Regions from separate parts of the Homo sapiens genome. Here region 1 is linked to region 2. Evidence: read pairs that join two places in POLR2A ChIA-PET (ENCODE). Cell type or tissue: Caco-2. All regions are shown on one strand. Each heading gives the region's core, and the rest is flanking DNA. Links, peaks and the distances in the headings are about the cores only. Region 1 holds the start of HOTAIR (HOX transcript antisense RNA). Region 2 overlaps KRT18 (keratin 18).

Region 1 (11,527 bases), core at 1,488-9,487, 1.0 Mb after region 2:
CGGGTCCAAAACCTCCATCCGGAGCCGGCAGGAGAGGAGAACGATGTTTAACTCGGTCAACCTGGGCAACTTCTGCTCTCCGTCGCGCAAGGAGAGGGGCGCAGATTTCGGCGAGCGAGGGAGCTGCGCCTCCAACCTCTATCTGCCCAGTTGCACTTACTACATGCCCGAGTTCTCCACGGTCTCCTCCTTCCTGCCCCAGGCCCCCTCTCGTCAGATCTCCTATCCCTACTCGGCCCAAGTGCCCCCGGTCCGGGAGGTCTCCTACGGCCTGGAGCCATCCGGCAAGTGGCACCATCGGAACAGCTACTCCTCCTGCTATGCGGCGGCCGACGAGCTTATGCACCGGGAGTGCCTGCCTCCTTCCACCGTCACCGAGATCCTCATGAAAAACGAAGGCTCCTACGGCGGCCACCACCACCCCAGCGCCCCGCACGCAACCCCCGCCGGCTTCTACTCCTCAGTCAACAAGAACAGCGTCCTGCCTCAAGCCTTCGACCGTTTCTTCGACAACGCCTACTGCGGTGGCGGCGACCCGCCCGCCGAGCCCCCCTGCTCCGGCAAGGGCGAGGCCAAGGGGGAGCCCGAGGCACCCCCGGCCTCGGGACTGGCGTCCCGGGCTGAGGCGGGTGCCGAGGCGGAGGCTGAGGAGGAGAACACAAATCCCAGCTCGTCCGGTTCAGCCCACTCCGTGGCCAAGGAGCCGGCCAAAGGAGCCGCCCCCAGTAGGTAGCAGCGGCCGGGGAACGGGCGGGCAGCGAGGGAGGGAGCGAGAGAGGGAGGGCGAGAGAAGGGGGGAGGCAAGGGGAGCGGGGACGGCCTCGTGTTTTGGGTCAGTCCGATTTTATGTGGAGTTTTATAAGCATTCAAAGGATTTTATTATAACCTACAAAGCCCTCTCTCCCAACGACTCGACTTTTTACGATGGAGAAGGGGTGGGGAGGGAGGGAAAAGGGCTCTTTGGAAAAGCCGGGTGAACCCCCCTCCCCCGTTATCTCCCTCGGTCTGTGAAATTTTTAAAAGCGCAACCATTGCGGGCGATATTAACTTTGATCGTGAACTTAGAGGAGCATTTAAGGAAGTATGGGGAGCCGGGCTGCCGAGGAGTGGGGAGGAGGGGAGGGGTGGAGGGGGAGAAAGGGGAGGGCGAGGGAAAGACAGGGAGAGATCCAGAGAGGGGGAGAGGTGGGGGAGAGGAGCAATGGAGCAGAACCTGAGACCGGAGAGGCAAGCCAGGACCGCTATGATCCTTCTTAAAACTAGTTTTGAAAATGTTCAAACTATGTGTTCGCGGGTCCTCGAGCAGAAACCCAAGCAACTCTGGGGTCAGCGGCGACAGGGGAATGGGGCGAGGCGGCGCAGGACTCCACTGCGTTCCAGGCGGGGGTCTGGGCGTTTCTCCCGGGTCCGCGGCCTTAGTGCTTGCCTAGAACTGCGGTGTGGAAGGCGCTGCCCCGCGGGCTTCCCGGGGCGCCAGGGCCCCGGAAGCGGCTCTCTGGTGTCTCGGTGCCTGCTGGCCGGCTTCCTCCCCGCCTCCCGACTGCTCTCGCCAGATTTCACTGCTTCGCGCCTGTTCTCAGCTTTCCCCCCAGATTTCTGGGGGAGGGGTTGGGCTTTCCGAACCACTAGGAGGGCGGCCCAGGAAGGGCCCGAGGGCGGAGGGGGAGCAGACAGGGGGCCCGAGGGGACGCACGTGTACCTGGAGGGCTTTCCTTCTGTCCCAGACCCTGTCAGCCGCGGCTCTCGCCTGAGAACTGGGGACGGGGTGGCGCAGTGGCGGGGGGGTGGGGACCCGCTAGACCTGGCAGGGGGTCGAGGCTTGCCCGGGTGCTGCGGCTGCAGGAGAGCCAGCCGCCTGGCGGGAGGGCTGCCCGCGGTGGGCTAGGAGAAGGGCCGCTGAGCGCTCAGCGGGCTGGGGTCGCCCGGGTCTCACGTGTCTCTCTCCCCCCTCTCCTCGCACTTGCCCCCTCCCCTCCCTCCAGACGCCCCCCGCACCCGCAAGAAGCGCTGCCCTTATTCGAAATTCCAGATCCGGGAACTGGAGCGAGAGTTTTTCTTCAACGTGTATATCAACAAAGAGAAGCGGCTGCAGCTGTCCCGGATGCTGAACCTGACGGACCGACAAGTGAAAATTTGGTTTCAGAACAGAAGGATGAAAGAAAAGAAACTGAGCAGAGACCGGCTGCAGTATTTCTCGGGAAATCCTCTGCTGTAACCTGCAGACCGGGCCCTTTTGGGGGCGGGGGGAGGGGAAAATTATTTTATTTTATTTTTATTTTTTATTTTCTAACTCGTCTTCTTTCCGCCGGTGGAAAACTGGACTGTGGCCAGGGCTGGCCCCCACCGCTGTGGCCGGCACTCCATTCCGGAACCTCCTGGACCCTCTATCTGACTCTCGCTGTGGGACAGGGACCGGGCCTGGAAAGGGGGTGAAGGGAAGTGTCTGATGCACGGCGAGTGAACACCGTTGGCGCCGAGGCCAAGACTTTGATTTAAAAGAAAACACACCTCGGCGACAATGTCTTGCTGCTCGGATTAGGTGGGGGAGGGGCGACAGTAGTGAGCGCCTGAGCCGAACAATCCTCGAACTAAAAGCCTTCCCTTGCCCATGTGAAAAGATCCGCTAAGACAGCATGTCTGCCAGCGGAAACTTCTCGAGCTCCCCCCTCTACCCCGCCCCACCTTGCAGCTAAATGTGATCCTGCCTTGCTGTGAAATTTCTGTACCTTCAACCTGGTGTTAGGTGTGCAAAGTCCGTGTCCTACCTCCGTCTTCGCCAAGGCCCCGCCCGAGCCTAGTTGTTCTCCCCCTGAATGTGTAGAACCTTCCTTTGAAATTTCTTAATCGGTGCATTGAGGTTTCCACATCTTTTTCCAAGCAGTGCCCCACTTCATGGATTTATAGCTATAGTCTATGCAGTCGTTACCTCTTTTTTTTTTTTTTTTAAGAAAATTGAAGATTGGGGTGGTGGAGGCAGTAGGGAGATGGGATTGGGCACCTCCCCCGTGCTGGGGCCTGGATTTTTGTAAATAAATTTCCCAAGCGTTTCTTTCCACCTGGAGGGAAAGGGGGGGACGCCCCCAGTGAGATTCAAATCACGCATCTCTACTCCTCTGCGTGAGTGCGTGTGTACATGTGCACTCCCCACCCTGCTCCCTTCCCAGAGGGATTGCTGTGAAATTTTTTTGGTGGCAAATAAAGATAAATTTCATTCTGTTCAATATTATGATTTTATTTGACCCTTTTATTAACCCCTCTCCTCTTAAAATCCTCCATGCTCCCATGGCAGCGGCGGAGGAGGAGGAGGCAGGCAGGCAGAGCCCAGCGGGTGAGGACAGGCAGGCAGAGGTGAGATAGGCCGGTGCTAGCCGGCCTGGAGCTCCTCTCCGCTGGCAGGGCCAAGAGTATGGCCGTAGTCTCCTCACATTCTCAAGCTGAGGACATTCCATAGCTACTCTGAAGCTCTCCTTTCTCACGTGCAGCTCGAGCTGTGTCCAAACGCCCAGCAACGGCTTTCTGTTTAAGTACACGTTTGTTGTGGAGTTAATTGTAACCATCATCGAATTTAAATTTATAGGAATTTTTTTGGCTCCACCGCCCTTCTGCCAGATGTCTCCGTCTGTCGCAGTTAAATGTGTAGTGTGGAGGTTAGGGCTTTTTTTTTTTTTTCTCTAGGAGAAATCTGTATTGGAATTTTTATACACTGTTTTTAAGGAAGGAGGGGACAGAAGGAGAAACCAGCCCCCTCCCTCTCCTCTCCACAGCTCCTGGGGGTGGGAAGGTGGGGCCTGGCTGCTTTCCCTCTGGCACAAATGGCCAGGCTCTTCCAGACACAACAAGACGCCTATACTGGGGCCACCCTGATGTTTATACATTGGGTGTCCCACAGTAGAAAGCCCCAGAGGTTTGTTTTGTAGGGGTTGGCACTGGGGATGGAGATGACCTGCGGGGACAGTCACCATACCCATCTATATTTGCTGCATGTTTCTTCTGTATAAAGATAATCATGGCCCTTGCAGTGCTTTCAGTGAGGGCACTTCGTTGGTCTCTGTTTCAAATTCGTTATTTGGGGGCAGAGGTTCAGGACAACTCATCTCATCTTTCCCTCCTCTTTCTGTCTTTGTATAATTCAAAGAAAATATTTTTGTCAATACAATTCTGTTGGATGAAAGGAAAAAGCATCATGACTATCAAATCTAGGTTCTGTCATTTTTGATGGTAGGAATCCCTGCAGCTTAGGTATCTAAATTTCTAATTTGTAAACGTGGGTCGGGTCGTGAGACAAGATTTGCAAACTAGGGTGTATATGCAGCCCACAATTCCCTCATGTGCCCACACACAAACGTTTTATTTAACTCGGTGTGCCTATGGGTGCACATAAGAAGGAATATTATTTATATGCTTTTGTCTGTTGCATGGAGTAAACCTGACCACATACACATCTAGAGCTTGTGTCTCTGTGGTGTGTAACCATTGGCAGTGTTTGTTGAGTGTGGGCAGGAATGCAACTGAGGGGCCTCTGTACATTTTTGTGTGTGTATGTGTGTGTGACACTTCTCTAGGTATGATGTTTATCCACTAGCCACATTAGGAAATATTAGCCTGCTGGTGATGTTTCCTGTGAAATTAGGATAGAGGAAACTCTATAAGGTGAACCTATTTATAAAGCAAAATATTAGCCTCCAAATGCCTGATTTTGGAGAAAAATATTTAAAACCCGCAGGTAACACTTTCTCTGCAATGTGGAGCCCAGAAATGTCCTCAGCTCCAAAAGAGAGTTCTGGTGGATGAGAGGAGAAGGTCATCATGAAAGAAAAACAAAGGCTTCTGTGACCCAAGCCAGGAATCTGCCAGTCCTTGGTGACCCTCTAAAAAGGAGGAAAAAGGGTTTTTTGGCCCCCAAACAAACCCACCTTCCGTCTCCCAAGGTGTCCAACCCCCCTTGCAGGTCAGGGGCACTCTGGGCTCAACCTCTTGGGGTAATCCCCTCTAGCCGCAGCACTGCCCGGGAACAAAAGATCCTCGTCTAGACGCTGCCATAAAGCACCCCCTCACGTTTCTAAACCCAGTTTCATTTCGACCTTAACGACCCAGTCTGGCCTGTATTAGAAACCACTTCCGCCCTAAATAGTAAACAAACCTGTAGTGGAGGGTCTTGGCTCTCCCAACACACTCAGACCCCCACCTCCTCAGCCCGTTGCCCCACATTTTTCCTCTTTTCTCCAGCCTTTCTCAGCTCCCAGCACCCCAGCCCCTTTCCTCCCCGCCGCGCCCACCCCACCCCCCCGCCCCAGTAAATAAACCTGAGGCCGAGTTCAAAGTTTCCCGGAGCTAAGGAGGAATGCTGGTTGTAAAAATCCAAGTTTATAGTGCACGTGGGAGTTTACAAGGGTATTAAGTGGTGTGGGCTGAGAGAGCACTCTGGGCCCCTCCCCCTTCCACCATGGGCTTTGGGGTGCAGGAGGAATCAAGGGCACTCGAAATGAGAAATGGGTTTAGGAGTAGCCTTGAGTTTGGGGTTTCTTTGTCACTTAGACTCTTAGGTGGCTGAGGAATGGCGATGCAAGGGCCCCTTGTAAGAAGACTCGAAACCCCTGCCAAGCACCTCTGAGAGAAAACTCCCTGGCTCTAGTTGTCCCAGATGGAAAGATTGGGGAGCCCTGTTCTGGGGGAGCAAAAGGTGCAAACCAGGTGTCTGAAAGGTGAACAGAGTTGGGAATACCTAGAGCCAGTTCTCAACCAGAAGGGGAGAAACTACCTTGGGCTAATTTCTCGAGTGGGCTGAGAGCAGAAAGGGCTCTTCTCTTAAGAGTAAAGAAGAACTTTGAACTTCAAGGGAGTCAAGGGCACCACCCCTTCGCTTTCCCCGCCTCTCTCAGGAATCCGTAGGGCAATTGTTTCTGGGCCAGTATTCCCTGAAGGGGGGAGCTACTGGGGTTTTCTGGTGCCCCAGGGTTGGATAATGCTGTTTGCTAACCCCTCCCTACTGAGAGCCCGCCAGAACCAGTGCACGCGACTGCACTCTTTATTATTCATATAAACCTTTGGAAAAGGCAACGCCCAGGAAGTTTTTATAACTTTGTTTGGCATAAAAATTTTACAAGATTCCCCATCCCTTAAAAAAAAAAAAGTAAGTTTTGGTCTTGCCATAGGATGAAATCACAGGTCTTTGAAAGGCAGGGGAGAGAGGGGCTCTGAGGGGTGGCAGTGCAGGGAAGGGAGTGTATGGAGCTGCCTTTCTCTGTCTAAGGCAAAAAGGCTTGAAGATCTGAGTCAATCCTTCCTAAAGCCCATCTTGGACTCAGCTTTGGAGCCTCTTTGGACAGAGTCCTGTCCACTCTGCTCTTGCACCTTTACAAACTCTAAAAGTTTGGACAATATCAGCATGACAAGACCTTCCCCCATCACACCCTCTTGTTCTCCTGTAGGCACTACTCTCTCTCTCTCCCTCTCTCTCCACACACACACACACACACACACACACACACACACACACACACACATCTCTCTGCACCGCACCCCTCCAACCCACTGCACAAAGCAAAGACCCATAACCTTGACTCAGACTGCTGATTTGGGAGGGTCTCTGCACACATAGCCCTGCCTTCCTGCCTGCCGCCTGTGAAGTCGACAATGGGTTTGAAGAAAGAATCCAAAATACCAGGAAACTCCTGCCCAGAGGTTGCAGTGGTTGCAGGACCAAAGGAGACAGAGGGCCCAGCAGGGCTGCAGTCCAGGAGCAGAGAACAAAGGCGGCCATGTGGGAGATGGCCTTGCCCACGGATGACCCCTGGACCTGCCCCTCAACCTGGGACTGACAAAATCCCACTCGCTCATTTCCCCTGACTCCAGCCTTGGGAGCACCAACTGGGCTCAACTTTGGGCCATTTTAATGTTTCAGCTCCGGAGGTCAGGACAAAGATGGGACAGACTTCTCCAAAGGTAGGCCTGGTAGACAAGCCTCCTTTGGGGTGATGGAAGTGAAAATACATGACCCCTGAATCCTAGCACTTCAAGAAGCCATCAGCACTAGTGTGGATGTGCCCCAGAATCCTATTTTTCCTCCCTCTAATGGCGACTGCTGGGGCCTGGCTGCTGATGACTGGCAGCCCTACACTTCGCCTTGTGAGGAGGAGCTGAGCTAAGGCTGTAGGCGGGAGAAGGTCAACTCCAAGCCTTAGCAGCTGGGCTAGGGAGGCATGCGACTGAGCCTGGTGCTGTCCCCCTCACTAAGCCCAGCACACCAGAGAAAAATAAGAAAGGCTAGGAAAGAAAGTCAGGGGGAAGGAAATAATTGGAGAGAGAAAAGAGCAAAGAATTAATTGTATAATAAAGAAAGAAGGAAACAAGGAAATGGGAGAAATAAGGAAGACAAGAAAGAGAAAGGATTGGAAAAAGTAGGAAAAAATAAATTACAGGAAGAAAAAAGAAAAAGAAAAACAGAAAGAAGCAAATAAAGAGAAAAGAGAAGGATGAAACAAGAAGGAAAGAAAGAAGAGAAGAAAAAAAAAGAAAAATAAGAAAGGAAAGGAAGGCAAACAGAGATCTTTGAAAAGGAACTTAACCGGTAAGAAAGGTTCGGTGTTTTTCTCCGGAGCAAGCCAGCCTAACCACAGCCCCGACTCTAGCTAGAAACCTGACTTACTGGGGGCAACTTAGAAGCAAACCACTAAAGTGGGGGGCAGGGCCTGCCCCTAAGACATCCTCCCACCCTCCTCCCAAAGCTTCTCTCCGAGGTGTCTTCGGTCTGGTTTCAATTCAGGGGACAAAATTAAATAACTGGCCAGCTTCGGCAGGGCCAGGAAGCAGTCAGACTGGCGCGGGTTATTAGAATTCGGGATTCGGAGATCTTAGACAGCACTTTGGGTAAAAGTGAATATCTGTGGCTGTGTACACATATTTAAGTGCAAGTTAGACACGTGTATAGATGCTGAACTCCGTAGCATCTGTGTGCAAGTGTGTGCAATGTCAAGACGTGAGAGATTCTGCTGGCCGAGCTGCCTGGGGGGCTGTGAGGTCCACAGTAGACCAGAGGCCCTGCTAAGTGTCCTCAGCCTCCTACCTCCCTCTAGTACCTGTTTGAAAATCTTTTTCTTTTCTGGGTCTCTGGGCATTCCGAATTTTGCCTGGAATTTCCCTGCTCCCAATTCAGCTGGGGCAGAGCCTGGTGCTAGTGAAGAAGAAAAGCGAATCTTTTCTTCAAGTTTTGGGAAGGGAAGGATTTATCTCGGCCTCCAAAGCAAGAGGAAAAAACCTGCAATCTCTGGTGTGATTCTGTTTCCTCTTTGCTTAAAAAGATTTCAATACACACACTTTATTTTTATTTTATTATTTAACCCAAAAGGGAAAGACATTCTTCCTTTTTCACTTCATCTTCAGAATTTCCCAGTTGACTTTCTTAACCTGTTGGGGAAACTCCAATTTTTTGCTGGAGAAACCAGGGTGCTTCTGGGGTGTGTTGAGGGCTACAGCCAAGAAAGCAACAAAGGTCCTTTTTTGTTCATTGAGCATATTTTCCTTCTTCTGCTTTCACGTGGGGACCCCTAGCGCCCCAGCCCTTGGGCTGCCCTGTGGAACCCGCTGGATCCTCCCAGAGTATTCACAGAGCTCCTGAACCCTCCTCCTCTGCATTGCTCACAGCCCCACAGACAGAAGGAGGCCCAGCCCCGTCCTTGTTGCCTTTCCAGGATCTGGGTACCCGGGAAGGGAGAAAGGGGCCAGGGCATTGGCCCTGGGTGGGATTTGTCAGGTCGTATGCACAGCTTGAGCCCCACTGTGGCTTGCAGCCCCTGGATTTTCATGTTCCCAAGTTGAGGTAAGAGGGGGGAGCCCCAGACGTAGGCATAGGCATAGGTGTCTCAGCGCCCTCGGAAAGTTGGGGAAATGGATTAATAAAAGTCCATATGTGGGTGATTCTAGCAACACAGGCCTCCCCTGGATCCTAATCCAGTTGCCAAGGGCACAGGCTGAAGGATCTTGGCCCTGTGGGGCAGGGCGGTGGGTGCCTGGCAGTGGCGGCAGGCGGGGTCGCTGTGGCGGCCCGCATGCCTTTGAACGCCAGGCCCGGACAATAGGACCGAAACAGCCTTTGCTCGTGGCCTCGGGAAAGACCGAGCCCAAGGGGGCAGGGCTGGGACCCAGGCCCGCACAAATGCTCCCTTCGCCAGGATAAAACACTCACTTTTTCCTTCCTTTTACCTCCACTGAAGCAGAATCTCAAAGTCTGTGAAAACCCAACAAGTTATTCAGGTCTGCGTCCGAGCGGGCTCTAGTTTAGCAGCACCGGGTTTTCGTTTATCTTGCGTAATTAGAGGCAAACATTTGTCCCACCGGGGGTCCCACTTAGGCTGATGAATTTGATTTCTTTTTTCATTAATCGGCCGTGTTTATCATACTTCTAATTATTTCAACTTTAAACACTATTCTGTCTTGTGAGGAGGTGGGAGTCGAGGCGGGAGGCTCCTCCCTGGAGTATTATTTTCATTAATGATGGCGATAATTCCGAAGCGACTCTGTCCTCTCCCTTGGCTAAGGTGAGAGGTGGGCTTGGAAAGAGGTTGGGTGGTGGGACCCCTGAGGCCGATGGGTCTGCTCCCTGTCTGCTGGTTCCCCAGGCTACGCCTTGGGGCTTGTCTGAAGTTTATCTCCTTCACCCTTTCCTGCCGACTCCTTCACCCCCTCCCAGGCTGGGCTCAAACCCTTTGCGGCTCTTCCCTGGAAACCTTTCTCTGATCCCAGCCTGTCCTGGCTGGCCTGGGCAGAGGCTCGGGTAGCACTGTCCTGGCCCCCAGCTACTAACACCCAGAGAAAAAAAAAAAGAAAAGGCTGAGGTGGCCAAGGGCCACTTGGCCGTGGGGAAAAGGACCCACCAGACTCCAAAGTGGGGGGTAAGGGTAGGGAACTGGGACGCTAAATTCCTGGGAAAAGCACACCAGGCAGGAAAATAAAGGAGACGTGAAAGAGGGGGGAGGGAACCCCCAAAGCCATATAATTCTCAATTGCTTTGGTATTTAATTTCATCGTCCCATAAATGAGGAAATATCAGTTCCCATACTAAATTTTTATCCCTGGCTGATAAATATGACGGGAAATTTTCGTTGGGTCCTCGTAAAAGGGAACGGTTTCGATCAAACTGGTGGGGAAAGACTAATGCAGATAATACAAACAGAGTGGCCATAAAGTCTCGCCCGTTTCCCGCGGGATGGGCGGTGGGACAAATGGCTCCCTGGATTGACTGCTGCCCGGACTGTCCCAAGTCTGGGGCCTAAACAGCCTAACCTTGCCCTGGATAACCCCCATGCTGAGGCCACGGTGACCCTGCATATGAAAACACAAAACCATTTCAAATCTCCCCTGGCCGGTCCTGCAAGCAAATCATACACTCCACATTTCCTTCCAGTTTTCCGGAGGTTCAGGAACCCCTGCGTCTTCTCTCTCCACCCCTGGATGGGGAAATTCGGCGGATTTCTTTCTGCGGTCTTCTAGCCGCAGCGGGCTTGGGCCTCCTTAGAAACGGTCTAGCCTCCTCACTCCTCCACTCCAGGGCGCTGGGCTCCAGTCCTTTCCCCGCCAAACTCCAGCCCTTCGGAAAGTCTGAACCCTAGGCTCTGTCCAAGGAAAAATGTGGGGCGACAGGAAAGACAAGTTGTTCTCCAGATTCCGTTTCCTGAGGAAGGGGTGGAGAGTTTAGTTCGCTTTGGAAGAAGGCGATGGAGAAACGGAAATAACTGTTTGAAACATACGGTTCCCCTTATTTCTTCCTTTTATTTAAAAACAACCACAAAAATAGACTGGTCTGTCTTCTTTCAAACATGCTCCCAGCCCGTGCGCTCTGTAAAGGACGCTTCTCTGGGTCGGGTTTTGTTGCGTCTTGTGTGCTGGTTTCCCGTGTGATACGTGACTCCTCCAAACTGACCGAGGCTCCGCAGGTTCCCTCTTTCTTTCCCGGAATATTCCCTGTTTTAGCGGGGGCAAGGTCAAGCGGAAAGCGAGGACCGCCAGGGCCTGAAGTAAAGCAGCAGAACCGGCTCCAAGGCCAAAGCCTTGTGGGCCCCTGAGATGGTGACCCAGGAGCCGCCCACCCTGCCAGGCCCAGGCCACAGCTCTCGGGTCGGGGATCGGGTGCCTCTGGTCTCTGGCTTCCTCTTTCCCCTACCCCGCGTCCATTCGGAACCTCCTTTTCCGAGCAGCCATGAAGTGACCGTGACCCCCTCCCTGGCCCACCCTAGAGGCTGGAGATTCCCAGTCAACCCCCACAGGAAACTTGCAACTCCAGCGCCGCGGCCCCCAAGCTTCCAGCCCCGAGGGCCAAGCCCGGGGAAAAGAGGAGGCGGGAGAGCAGAAACTTTAGTCCTGTTTGGTATTCCTTAACTTTTTTTCCCCTTTCTCTGCTCATCAGATCCCCCCAAACCCCCCCCCCCACAAACCTCACCCCACTCCCATCCCCAAGGTAAGAAGTGGGAGTCGGGTCCGGGGATATGGAAAGGGGAGATGAAGAGTGGGGAGAAGTACCTGATTCGTGTCTCGA
Region 2 (11,142 bases), core at 11-8,010:
TGAGCTTCACCACTCGCTCCACCTTCTCCACCAACTACCGGTCCCTGGGCTCTGTCCAGGCGCCCAGCTACGGCGCCCGGCCGGTCAGCAGCGCGGCCAGCGTCTATGCAGGCGCTGGGGGCTCTGGTTCCCGGATCTCCGTGTCCCGCTCCACCAGCTTCAGGGGCGGCATGGGGTCCGGGGGCCTGGCCACCGGGATAGCCGGGGGTCTGGCAGGAATGGGAGGCATCCAGAACGAGAAGGAGACCATGCAAAGCCTGAACGACCGCCTGGCCTCTTACCTGGACAGAGTGAGGAGCCTGGAGACCGAGAACCGGAGGCTGGAGAGCAAAATCCGGGAGCACTTGGAGAAGAAGGGACCCCAGGTCAGAGACTGGAGCCATTACTTCAAGATCATCGAGGACCTGAGGGCTCAGGTAAGGGGTAGGAGGGACCTCAACTCCCAGCCTTGTCTGACCCTCCAATTATACACTCCTTTGCCTCTTTCCGTCATTCCATAACCACCCAACCCCTACTCCACCGGGAGGGGGTTGGGCATACCTGGATTTCCATCCGCGCACCTAGCCACAGGGTCCCTAAGAGCAGCAGCTAGGCATGGGAGGGCTCTTTCCCAGGAGAGAGGGGGAAGGGGACAGGGTTGAGAGCTTTACAGAGGAAGTGGACAGCATGGAGGGAGGTAAGGAAAGGCCTGTAAAGAGGAGGAGACACTGGCTCTGGCGGAATGGGGACTATTGGAGGGTTAAGCGGATGTGGCTAAGGCTGAGTCATCTAGGAGTAAACAAGAGGCCTTCCTTTGGGAGGAGCCAATCCAGGGTGTAGGGGGCCCAGAGTGACCAGGTGCACTAGGGAAAAAATGCCAGGAGAGGGCCAGGAAGAGGACTTGTTAGTAGCGACTCACTTCTGGGCAGGCAGGCCAGCCAGCTAGCCAGCCTGCTGAGGCTTCCCAAGAGGGGCAGAGTGCTGGGATCTGGGAATCCAGGAAAGGAGGGAATGGGGTGGGGCTAGATGAAAAGGGATAGGTGTCCAGGGAGAGCCTCTGGCTATTCCTGGGACCAGGAAGTTTTCACTAGGATACATAACACTTTTTACACACTCACCCCACCCATCCCTGGCTTTCTATTCATGGAACAACCTCTCTCTACAATCCCTCCAGATCTTCGCAAATACTGTGGACAATGCCCGCATCGTTCTGCAGATTGACAATGCCCGTCTTGCTGCTGATGACTTTAGAGTCAAGTAAGTTTGGGGGCTAGAGAGCTGGGGGTCCAGGGGTGGAGCTAAGAAGGATCTGCTCCCCAGGCTGGGTCAGTTAGGGGCTCACAGTGGGATCCTGTTAGGTGTGGGTGGATGAGAGTCAGGGTCCATCAGTGTATTCATTTAACTGTTCATTTGTATAACCCCGTTTAAGAATACTGTCCTCCAAGTGCCAAGAATGGTGCTCAGGGGATTACCACCTAATTGCTGACTCAAGTTGCTGGTTTGCAATGGGCACAGAACTTCTCTTAGTAGGTGGCATGAGTTGAGAAGGTTCTGGATCAGAGATAGGGGCCCCTCTGATCACCTCCACTCCTATAGGTATGAGACAGAGCTGGCCATGCGCCAGTCTGTGGAGAACGACATCCATGGGCTCCGCAAGGTCATTGATGACACCAATATCACACGACTGCAGCTGGAGACAGAGATCGAGGCTCTCAAGGAGGAGCTGCTCTTCATGAAGAAGAACCACGAAGAGGCAAGCAGGGGCCACTGGCCAGGCCAGGGATTGAGGGGCCAAGAGAAGTCTGGGTCGGAGAATAGACAAGACAAACCAACTGCAAGTAGCCTTGCTAAGACGTTTAGAAATAGCAGCCTGGGCTCTTCTTAAATAAGACCGTTCTGATGAAGAGCATTCTCAGGGGGTCGAGTACACCCTGGCTCACCTGAATTACAGGTCAAAATGATATGGGTTAGAAAATGAGATGAGAACAGAAGTAGAAGCAGCTAACACTAGGAGCTGGGGGTGATAAAGGAATGACAGCAGATGGAGTTGGCAGCGCTTCCTAAAAGATGGTAGAAGGAGCAGGTTTGTGAAGGGGAGGGTGGATAAAGGAACAGGGTGAAGTTACAGAGAAACCATCAGTGAGTGGGTGGCATTTCTACCCACTGGAGTAGAAAGGCCAGAACTGGCATTGCCCTGAGTGCAAGCCAAGGGGTTCCTCCTGTCTCTTCTCCAACTGTAGGCCTCCTAGAAGAGGCAATCACAGAAGAAAGGCCTTGTTGGAGCTCTGACCCTGAACCCTCCTCACTTTTGCCCCTGTCACCTTTAGGAAGTAAAAGGCCTACAAGCCCAGATTGCCAGCTCTGGGTTGACCGTGGAGGTAGATGCCCCCAAATCTCAGGACCTCGCCAAGATCATGGCAGACATCCGGGCCCAATATGACGAGCTGGCTCGGAAGAACCGAGAGGAGCTAGACAAGTACTGGTCTCAGCAGGTGCGTGAGGGGAGGGGATGGCTGCCAAGGTGTGGGAGGGAGGCAGACGGAATGAGGGGCCTGATGGACTGTCCCCATCCTGCAGATTGAGGAGAGCACCACAGTGGTCACCACACAGTCTGCTGAGGTTGGAGCTGCTGAGACGACGCTCACAGAGCTGAGACGTACAGTCCAGTCCTTGGAGATCGACCTGGACTCCATGAGAAATCTGGTGAGTGCCTTCACATCACCTGCCCAGCTCCTCCTTCACTTGGCCTCAGACCCAACCCTGTCTCAACCCAAATCCTATCCCTCATATCATGAGTTCCTTTAGCTCAGAAAGAGTCAGTTTCCTCTTTGCATTTCCCTCCACTCCTATCCCTTATCCCAGTACTTGGCACATAGCAGGTGCCCAAAAAAGTTTCCAAAAGTGAAGGGATGAGCAGTCCTGGGACTCTGGGCTCACCCTGCCCCTCCTCTCTGTGCCCCTGCAGAAGGCCAGCTTGGAGAACAGCCTGAGGGAGGTGGAGGCCCGCTACGCCCTACAGATGGAGCAGCTCAACGGGATCCTGCTGCACCTTGAGTCAGAGCTGGCACAGACCCGGGCAGAGGGACAGCGCCAGGCCCAGGAGTATGAGGCCCTGCTGAACATCAAGGTCAAGCTGGAGGCTGAGATCGCCACCTACCGCCGCCTGCTGGAAGATGGCGAGGACTTTAAGTGAGTGGGGCTCTCCTACCCACACGTGCTGGGATCAGGAGATCACTTCTCCCCAAAGTCTGAGCTTTTGGAAGCACCCCATGTGTCTGTTCACTGGTATCCACTGAGCACTGGGCCGTTGCTCCGTGGGTGCTCCTGTGTCTTCAAGGGAGTAACAGTTACAGAGGTCTCCCCCTTGAAGAAAGCAAACTAAGTATTGTCCCTAGCTGTACTTAGTATGCAAATGAAGTTTGGCCTTGAGTTTCCCTTTTCTGGAGGAAGAGGCTGAGGGTGATTTGGAGATAAAGGTAGAGGTCAGGAGGCTTTTTCCCTCTACCTTTCTTGTCTCCCTTCTACTCCACGGGGCTGTTTATAACTTGGGCTTGGTCTTCTGTTACAGTCTTGGTGATGCCTTGGACAGCAGCAACTCCATGCAAACCATCCAAAAGACCACCACCCGCCGGATAGTGGATGGCAAAGTGGTGTCTGAGACCAATGACACCAAAGTTCTGAGGCATTAAGCCAGCAGAAGCAGGGTACCCTTTGGGGAGCAGGAGGCCAATAAAAAGTTCAGAGTTCATTGGATGTCACTTTGTCTTCTTTTGGCTGTTTTCATTGTGCACAAATGCCCTAACCCAACAGTCCCATCCCTGATCCAGCAGAAACCACCTCTGACCCCTGAGGGTTTCATATAGATTGGGGTGTAGAAGGAAGAGGGATCTGTATTCTTGGAAACACTTCTGAGAGACAGAGGAGGGAGCAGTAGATGTGATGGGTCACAGGCTGTGGGGATCCCTACAAGGGAATTGTGGAATCTTTGCCTTGAAGCGATCTGGTGTTCAAAAGGTCCCTGACTGATCATTAGCAGAAATCTGAACCAGAGGAGGAAATTAGGCCAAAGACAGAGGACAGAGGAGACAGGGAGACACATCTGGCCCTCCCCTACCCTGCTGCTTTATGCCCTTGGCCCACTGCCCAGGGCTTCCCACCCACAGTTTTTTCCTCCAACCCCAGGCCATACTCATCCTCCAAACCTATGGTGCCCTCAACTCTGTTCATTCACTCAACGGAGATATGATTTTTAGGGTGCTAGAGGTCTGGCTAGAAGTTGAGTAAATGATCATGGAAGTTCCCATCTAGGAAAGAGGTGCCCCTGAGTAAGCACCCGTATAGGTAAGGATGGGCATCTTAAAACTAACCGAGGCTGGGCACAGTGGCTCACATCCGTAATCCCAGCAGTGCCACCACACCCGGCTAATTTTTGAATTTTTCATAGAGTTGGGATTTCACTATATTGCCCAGGCTGGTCTGGAACTCCTGGCCTCAAGTGATCCTCCCGCTTGTACCCTTTGGAGTGATTGGATGCCACTTTGTGTCTTCCTTGGCTGTTTTCATACTTGTGTGAAAATGCCCTAACCCAACATGATTACATGTAGATATTCGTTGCAGCAGTTTTGCCAAAACAAAACTACTAAAGATCAAGGCACCCATCACTCAAAGACCTAGGTTAGGTTAATTTTTTTTTTTTTTTTTTTTTTTTTTGAGGCAGAGTCTTGCTCTGTCACCCAGGCTGGAGTGCAGTGGCGCGATCCGGGCTCACTGCAACTGCCTCCTGGGTTCGAGGGATTCTTCTGCCTCAGCCTCCTGAGTAGCTGGGATTTCAGGGGCCCGCCACCATGCCTGGCTAATTTTTGTATTTTTAGTAGAGACGGGGTGTCACCTTGTTGGCCAGGCTGGTCTCGAACTCCTGACCTCGTGATCCGCCCGCCTCGGCCTCCCAAAATGCTGGATTACAGGTGTGAGTCACCACGCCCGGCCTAGGTTAATTTTTAAAATGTTGGGTTAAGGCAAAAAAAATTTTTTTAATTTAAAAATTAGCCAGGCATGGTGACATGTACCTGTAGTCCCACTTAATCAGGAGGCTGAGGTGGAAGGATTGCTTGAGTCCAGGAAGTAAAGGTTGCAGTAAGCTGTGATCATGCCACTGCATTTCAGCCTAGGTAACAGAGTGTGACTCTGTTTCACAAAAAAAAGCTGGCCGGGCACAGTGGCTCACGCCTGTAATCCCAGCAATTTGGGAGGCCGAGGCGGGCAGATCACAATGTCAGGAGATTGAGGCCATCCTGGCTAACATGGTGAAACTCTGTCTCTATTAAAAGTACAAAAAATTAGCCAGGCAGCTGGGTGTGGTGGCTCATGCCTGTTATCCCAGCACTTTGGGAGGCCAAGGCGGGCGGATAACTTGAGGTCAGGAGTTCGAGACCAGCCTGGCCAACATGGTGAAACCCTGTCTCTACTAAAAATACAAAATTAGCTGGGTGTGGTGGCACATGCCTATAATCCCAGCTACTTGGGAAGTTGAGGCAGGAGAATCGCTTGAACCCAGGAGGTGGAGGTTGCAATAAGCCGAGATCATGCCATTGCACTCCAGCCTGGGCAACAAGAGCGAAACTCTGTCTCAAAAAAATATATATATATAATATATATATGTGTGTGTATGTATATATGTGTGTATATATGTATATATGAGTATATGTGTATATATGAGTATATGTGTATATATGTGTATATGTGTATATACATATGTGCATATATGTGTGTGTATATGTGTGTATGTATATATATACATATATACATACATATATATATATATATACATACACACATACACACACACACACATATATATGAAATAAAATTTAAAATCTTGCTGGGCATGGTGGCTCATGCCTGTAATCCCAGCACTTTGGGAGGCCAAGGTGGGTGGATCATCTGAGGTTGGGAGTGGAGAAACTCTGTCTCTACTAAAAATACAAAATTAGCCAGGCGTGATGGCGCATGATTGTAATCCTATCTACTTGGGAGACTGAGGCAGGAGAATCGCTTGAACCAAGGAGTTGGAGGTTGCAGTGAGACGAGATCGAGCCACTGCACTCCAGCCTGGCAACAGAGCAAGACTCTGTCTCAAAAAAAAAAAAAAAAAAAATAGCCATGCGTAGTGGCATACACCTGTAGTCCCAGCTACTTGGGAGGCTGAGGCAGGAGATTTGCTTGAACCCAGCAGGCAGAGGTTGCAGTGAGTGAAGATCGCGCCACTGTACTTCAGCCTGGGTGACAGAACAAGACTCCATCTCAAATAAATAAATAAATAAAACTAAATAAAATAAAATCTCCCCTCTCCACTCCCTAGAAGTAACCACTGTTAAATACCTTTTAAAATTAGACATATACAAGCACATTTCATTATGTTTTATATATGTAAAATTATCCAGCTCTGCATCTTGATTTCTTTTTTTATTTTTTTTTAATTGAGACAGAGTCTCACTCTGTCGCCCAGGCTGGAGTGCAGTGGCACCATCACGGCTCACTGCCACCTCTGCTTCCCGGGTTCAAGCGATTCTCCTGCCTCAGCCTACTGAGTAGCTGGGATTACAGGCACCCACCACCACGCCTGGCTAATTGTTGTATTTTTAGTAGAGACAGGGTTTCACCATGTTGATCAGGCTGGTCTCGAACTCCTGACCTTGTGATCCACCTGCCTCGGCCTCCCAAAGTGCTGGGATTACAGGCGTGAGCCACCATGCTTGGCTTTGATTTCTTAAATTCTACTTTCTTCATTTAACAATACGTCTCGGGGCTGGGCATGGTGGCTCATGCCTGTAATCCCAGCACTTTGGGAGGCTGAGGCGGACAGATCACGAGATCAGGAGATCGAGACTATCCTGGCTAACACAGTGGAACCCCATCTCTACTAAAAATGCAAAAAAAATTAGCTGGGCATGGTGGCGGGCACCTGTAGTCCCAGCTACTCTGGAGGCTGAAGCAGGAGAATGGAATGAACCTGGAAGGCGGAGCTTGCAGTGAGCCGAGATTCCACCACTGCATTCCAGCCTGGGCAACAGAGCAAGACTCTGTCTCAAAAAATAAAAATAAATGAAAATACATCTTGGACACCTTTCTGAATCAGTATACATAGACCTGCCCCATTCATTTGAGTAGCTGCTTAGTACTCTACTGCGTGGAGTACAAATTAATTAACCTAACCTAGGTCTTTAAGTAATGGATGTCTTGATCTTTTTTTTTTTTTTTTTTTTTTTGAGACAGAATCTCACTCTGTCGCCCAGGCTGGAGTACAGTGCTATGATCTCAGCTCACTGCAACCTCTCCCTCCTGGGTTCAAGTAATTCTCCTGGCTCAGCCTCCCGAGTAGCTGGGACTACAGGTGCATGCCACCATGCCCAGCTAATTTTTAGTATTTTAGTAGAGACAGGGTTTCACCGTGTTGCCAAGGCTGGCCTCGAACTGAGCTCAGGCAATCCACCAGCCTTGGCCTCCCAAAGTACTGGGATTACAGGCATGAGCAACCACGCCCAGCCTAAAAGCTTTTTCTTTTCTTTTTTTTTTTTTTTTGACAGAGTCTCACCCTGTCGCTCAGGCTGGAGTGCAATGGCACGATCTTGGCTCACTCCAACCTCTGCCTCCCAGGTTCAAGCGATTCTCCTGCCTCAGCCTACTGAGTATCTGGGATTACAGGCACCCTCCACCATGCCCAGCTAATTTTTTGTATCTTTTAGTAGAGACGGGGTTTTCACCATGTTGATCAGGCTGGCCTTGAACTCCTGACCTCGTGATCCACCTGCCTCGGCCTCCCAAAGTACTCGGATTATAGGTGTGAGCCACCGTGCCTGGCCATCTTGATCTTTAGTAGCTTTGTTTTTGCAAAAAACAGACACCAGCCAACGTTATAGGATGCGCAGCTGACTGAAGGTAAAACAGGAAGTCCCTGGGGAGCCTGAGCAGTACTTGCAGCTGAGTCAAGCTGATCAGAGTAATCCAAGACGATGCACCTGATACGATTAGCCCTCCCATTAGACAATGTCTCACAGTTCCCAGGGTGCTTATGCATTTGATCCTCATTACAATCCTGTGAGGTATGCAAGGCTGTGGGTATTATTGGCTCTGGCTCTGAGAGTTGGATACTGAGGTCCACAGGCATCATGCAACTTGTCTGAGGTCACAGAGCTGGAAGCTTAAAGCAGGAACCACATCTCCAGGTTCCCAGTCCGCAGGTCTTTCCTCTGTGTGCTATAACTTAACTGTGCGGGCTGCACAATAGAATCCCCGGGAAGCTTTACAAACAATACTGAGGCCTGGGTCCCAGCACCAGAGATTCTGATTCAGGTGTTTGGAGGGCAGGACTCAGGGCAAATGTTTGAAAAGCTCCCTAGGTGACTCCAATAGGCAGGCAAGGTTGGGGGCCAGACCCAAGCTGTACCTGGGGTTTGCAGCATGACATTCCTTCCTGATTCAGGTTATGGTTGTGTCAGATTTATTTATTTATTTATTTATTTATGAGACTCTGTCACCCAGGCTGGAATGCAGTGGTGCGATCTTGGCTCACTGCAACCTCCGCCTCCTGGGTTCAAGTGATTCTCCTGCCTCAGCCTCCCAAGTAGCTGGGATTACAGGTGCACGCCACCACGCCTGGCTAATTTTTGTATTTTTAGTAGGGACAGGGTTTCACCATGTTGGTCATGCTGGTCTTGAACTCCTGACCTCATGATCCGCTCGCCTCGGCCTCCCAAAGTGCTGAGATTACAGGTGTGAGCCACTGTGCCAGGCTGGCTGTGCCTATTTTAAACAGCGCACTGCTGGAAAATCCCGAGGCCTCTGGAACAATCCTACTCATTCCCCAGCATGGGAAGATGACTGAGGGGCAGCCTATTTTGTCCCCCAAGCACCAAAGGTTAAAATTATCAATCCCAAGGTTATAACATGGAGTCATCTGTTCCATATTATATCAGTCCTATTTTATCCATTCTCTATCAAAGTGCAACCCAACCCAGATGATAAAATTAATAAATGGTACTGGAAGATACAGAATGGCATATAGTGCCATTTGAGGGAAAAAAGCAACTCATATGTATATACCCTTGTACATGCAAACATCTCTACAAGGAGACAGGAAATTGGAATTCGTGATTGCCTCCGGGGAGAGAAATTGGTAGGGGGGAAACAAGGGGGAAGGAAGACTACTTTACATTGTGTGTCCTTTTATACCTTCTGAATTACTTATTACTAATTACAAAGAAAGCAGGGAAGGATTGTTAACTTTCCTTTTTTTTTTTTTTTTTTTTTTTTTTTTTTTTTGAGACGGAGTCTCGCTCTCGCCCAGGCTGGAGTGCAGTGGCGCGATCTCGGCTCACTGCAAGCTCCGCCTCCCAAGTTCACGCCAGTCTCCTGCCTCAGCCTCCCAAGTAGCTGTGACTACAGGCGCCCGCTACCATGCCCGGCTAATTTTTTTGTATTTTTAGTAGAGATGGGGCTTCACTGTGTTAGCCAGGATGGTCTCGATCTCCTGACACCGTGATCCGCCCGCCTCGGCCTCCCAAAGTGCTGGGATTACAGGCGTGAGCCACCACGCCCGGCCGATTGTTAACTTTTCAATGGTACAGGAATCTACAGAATTCCAGGGAAGGAAATGTTGCTGCTGTCTTTGTTCCACTCTTTTTTATTTCTTTTTTCTTTCTTTTTTTTTTTTTTTTTTTTTTTTTTGAGACAAGTCTTGCTCTGTCACCCAGGCTGGAGTACAATAGCACGATCTCAGCTCACTGCAACCTCCACCTCCCAATTCTCATGCCTCAGCCTCCCAAGTAACTGGGATTGCAGGTGCACACTACGCCTGGCTAATTTTTTGTATTTTTAGTAGAGGCACCATGCCTGGCTCCACCATATTCTTTCAATCAGTCATTCGATAAGTATTTATTGAGCACCTACTGTGTACTAAGACCTGTTCTAAGTCCAGAGAATACAGTGGTGAATAAAACAGACCAAAAAAATCCCTGTTCTTGTGGAGTTTAAATTCTAGCAGATGGAGACATAATAAACGATAATTTAGCAAGTAAATTACAGAGTATGTTAGAAAGAGTATGTGTTATGGGAAAAGATAGAGCAAGGTATGAGGACTCAGCAGTTGGTGGGGTAGGAGTATATTAGTTTCCTATTACTGCTCTAACAAATTACCATAAACTTAGCGACTTAAAACAATATACATGTTATCGGCATGGTGGCTCACGCCTGTAATCCCAGCACTTTGGGAGGCTGAGGTGGGAGGATCACAAGGTCAGGAGATCGAGACCATCCTGTCTAACACAGTGAAACCCCATCTCTACTAAAAATACAAAAAAATTAGCCGGGCGTGGTGGCGGGCGCCTGTAGTCCCAGCTACTCAGGAGGCTGAGGCAGGAGAATGGAGTGAACCTGGGAGGCGGAGCTTGCAGTGAGCGGAGATTGCACCACTGCACCCCAGCCTGGGCGACAGAGCGAGACTCAAAAAACAACAACAACAACAACAACAACAACAAAAACAATGTACACGTTATCTTACAGTTTGTTATCTTACCGTTTGGTATATCAGAAGCCCTATCAGGGCTTCTGCAGAGCTATTTTCCTTCTACAGGTTGTAGGTGGAACTGGTTTCCTTGACTTTTCCAGCTTCTAGAGGTCACCTGCATTCCTTGACTTGGTCCCATCTGCCATCTTTAAAGCCAGCATCTTCAAATCTCTCCCCACTTCCCTCTCTCCTGACTTCTGCTTCCATTATCCTCACATCTCCTTTCTCTGACCCTTCTGCCTCCTTCTTATAAGGATCCTTTGATGACATTAGATTTACCCAGACAATGAGCATAATCTCCCCAACTTAAGATCTTTGATTTACATGGCAAGGTCCCTGTTGCTGTGTAAGGAAACTCACAGGCAAAGAGGGGCGGTTAGGATATGGACATCTTGGGATGGGAGGGGACCATTATTCAGCCTACCATAGGAAGGGGGCAGCAGATTGCAGGATTTTTTGTTTTTGTTTTTCTTTTGAGATGGAGTTTCATTCTTGTTGCCCAGGCTGGAGTGCGATGGCTCAATCTCAGCTCACTGCAACCTCCGCCTCCCGGGTTCAAGAGATTCTCATGTCTCAGCCTCCCGAGTAGCTGGGATTACAGG

Evidence for each region. ChIA-PET counts read pairs that join two places held together with the same protein. Peaks named below come from ENCODE experiments on the same cell type or tissue, not always from the same donor. Only the 100,000 strongest peaks of a DNase experiment are listed, where the experiment ranks them.
Region 1: POLR2A ChIA-PET joins it to region 2 with 6 read pairs; 1 of 35 experiments calls an interaction of 5 or more read pairs at or near these places.

The regions. Positions count from the first base shown.
Region 1 is chr12:53,973,199-53,984,725 of GRCh38, forward strand. HOXC11 (homeobox C11) reads left to right here. Exons shown (of 2, transcript NM_014212.4): 1 at 1-725; 2 at 1,983-4,445. The coding sequence starts at 44. The coding sequence ends at 2,215. HOTAIR (HOX transcript antisense RNA) reads right to left here and starts at 1,756. Exons shown (of 7, transcript NR_186241.1): 1 at 1,700-1,756. It overlaps HOXC-AS3 (HOXC cluster antisense RNA 3), which reads right to left. Exons shown (of 3, transcript NR_047506.1): 3 at 10,753-10,956. RefSeq lists enhancers at 1,154-1,748, 2,079-2,228, 5,718-6,232. In Caco-2, for the core only: no CTCF peak of the experiment used is centred there; DNase peaks (open chromatin) are centred at 1,519, 5,343 and 5,913; H3K4me3 peaks cover 2,230 bases.
Region 2 is chr12:52,949,175-52,960,316 of GRCh38, forward strand. It overlaps KRT18 (keratin 18), which reads left to right. Exons shown (of 7, transcript NM_000224.3): 1 at 1-416; 2 at 1,154-1,236; 3 at 1,576-1,732; 4 at 2,307-2,471; 5 at 2,557-2,682; 6 at 2,945-3,168; 7 at 3,548-3,732. The coding sequence ends at 3,668. It also overlaps a transcript of KRT8 not described here. Among named protein-coding and RNA genes, the nearest start is that of KRT18, 5.6 kb to the left of the region's middle. RefSeq lists enhancers at 1-526, 350-1,549, 461-1,115, 717-816, silencers at 604-627, 851-869, 973-987 and cis regulatory regions at 2,971-3,151, 3,009-3,042. In Caco-2, for the core only: no CTCF peak of the experiment used is centred there; DNase peaks (open chromatin) are centred at 717, 4,420, 4,867, 5,227 and 1 weaker place; H3K4me3 peaks cover 3,406 bases.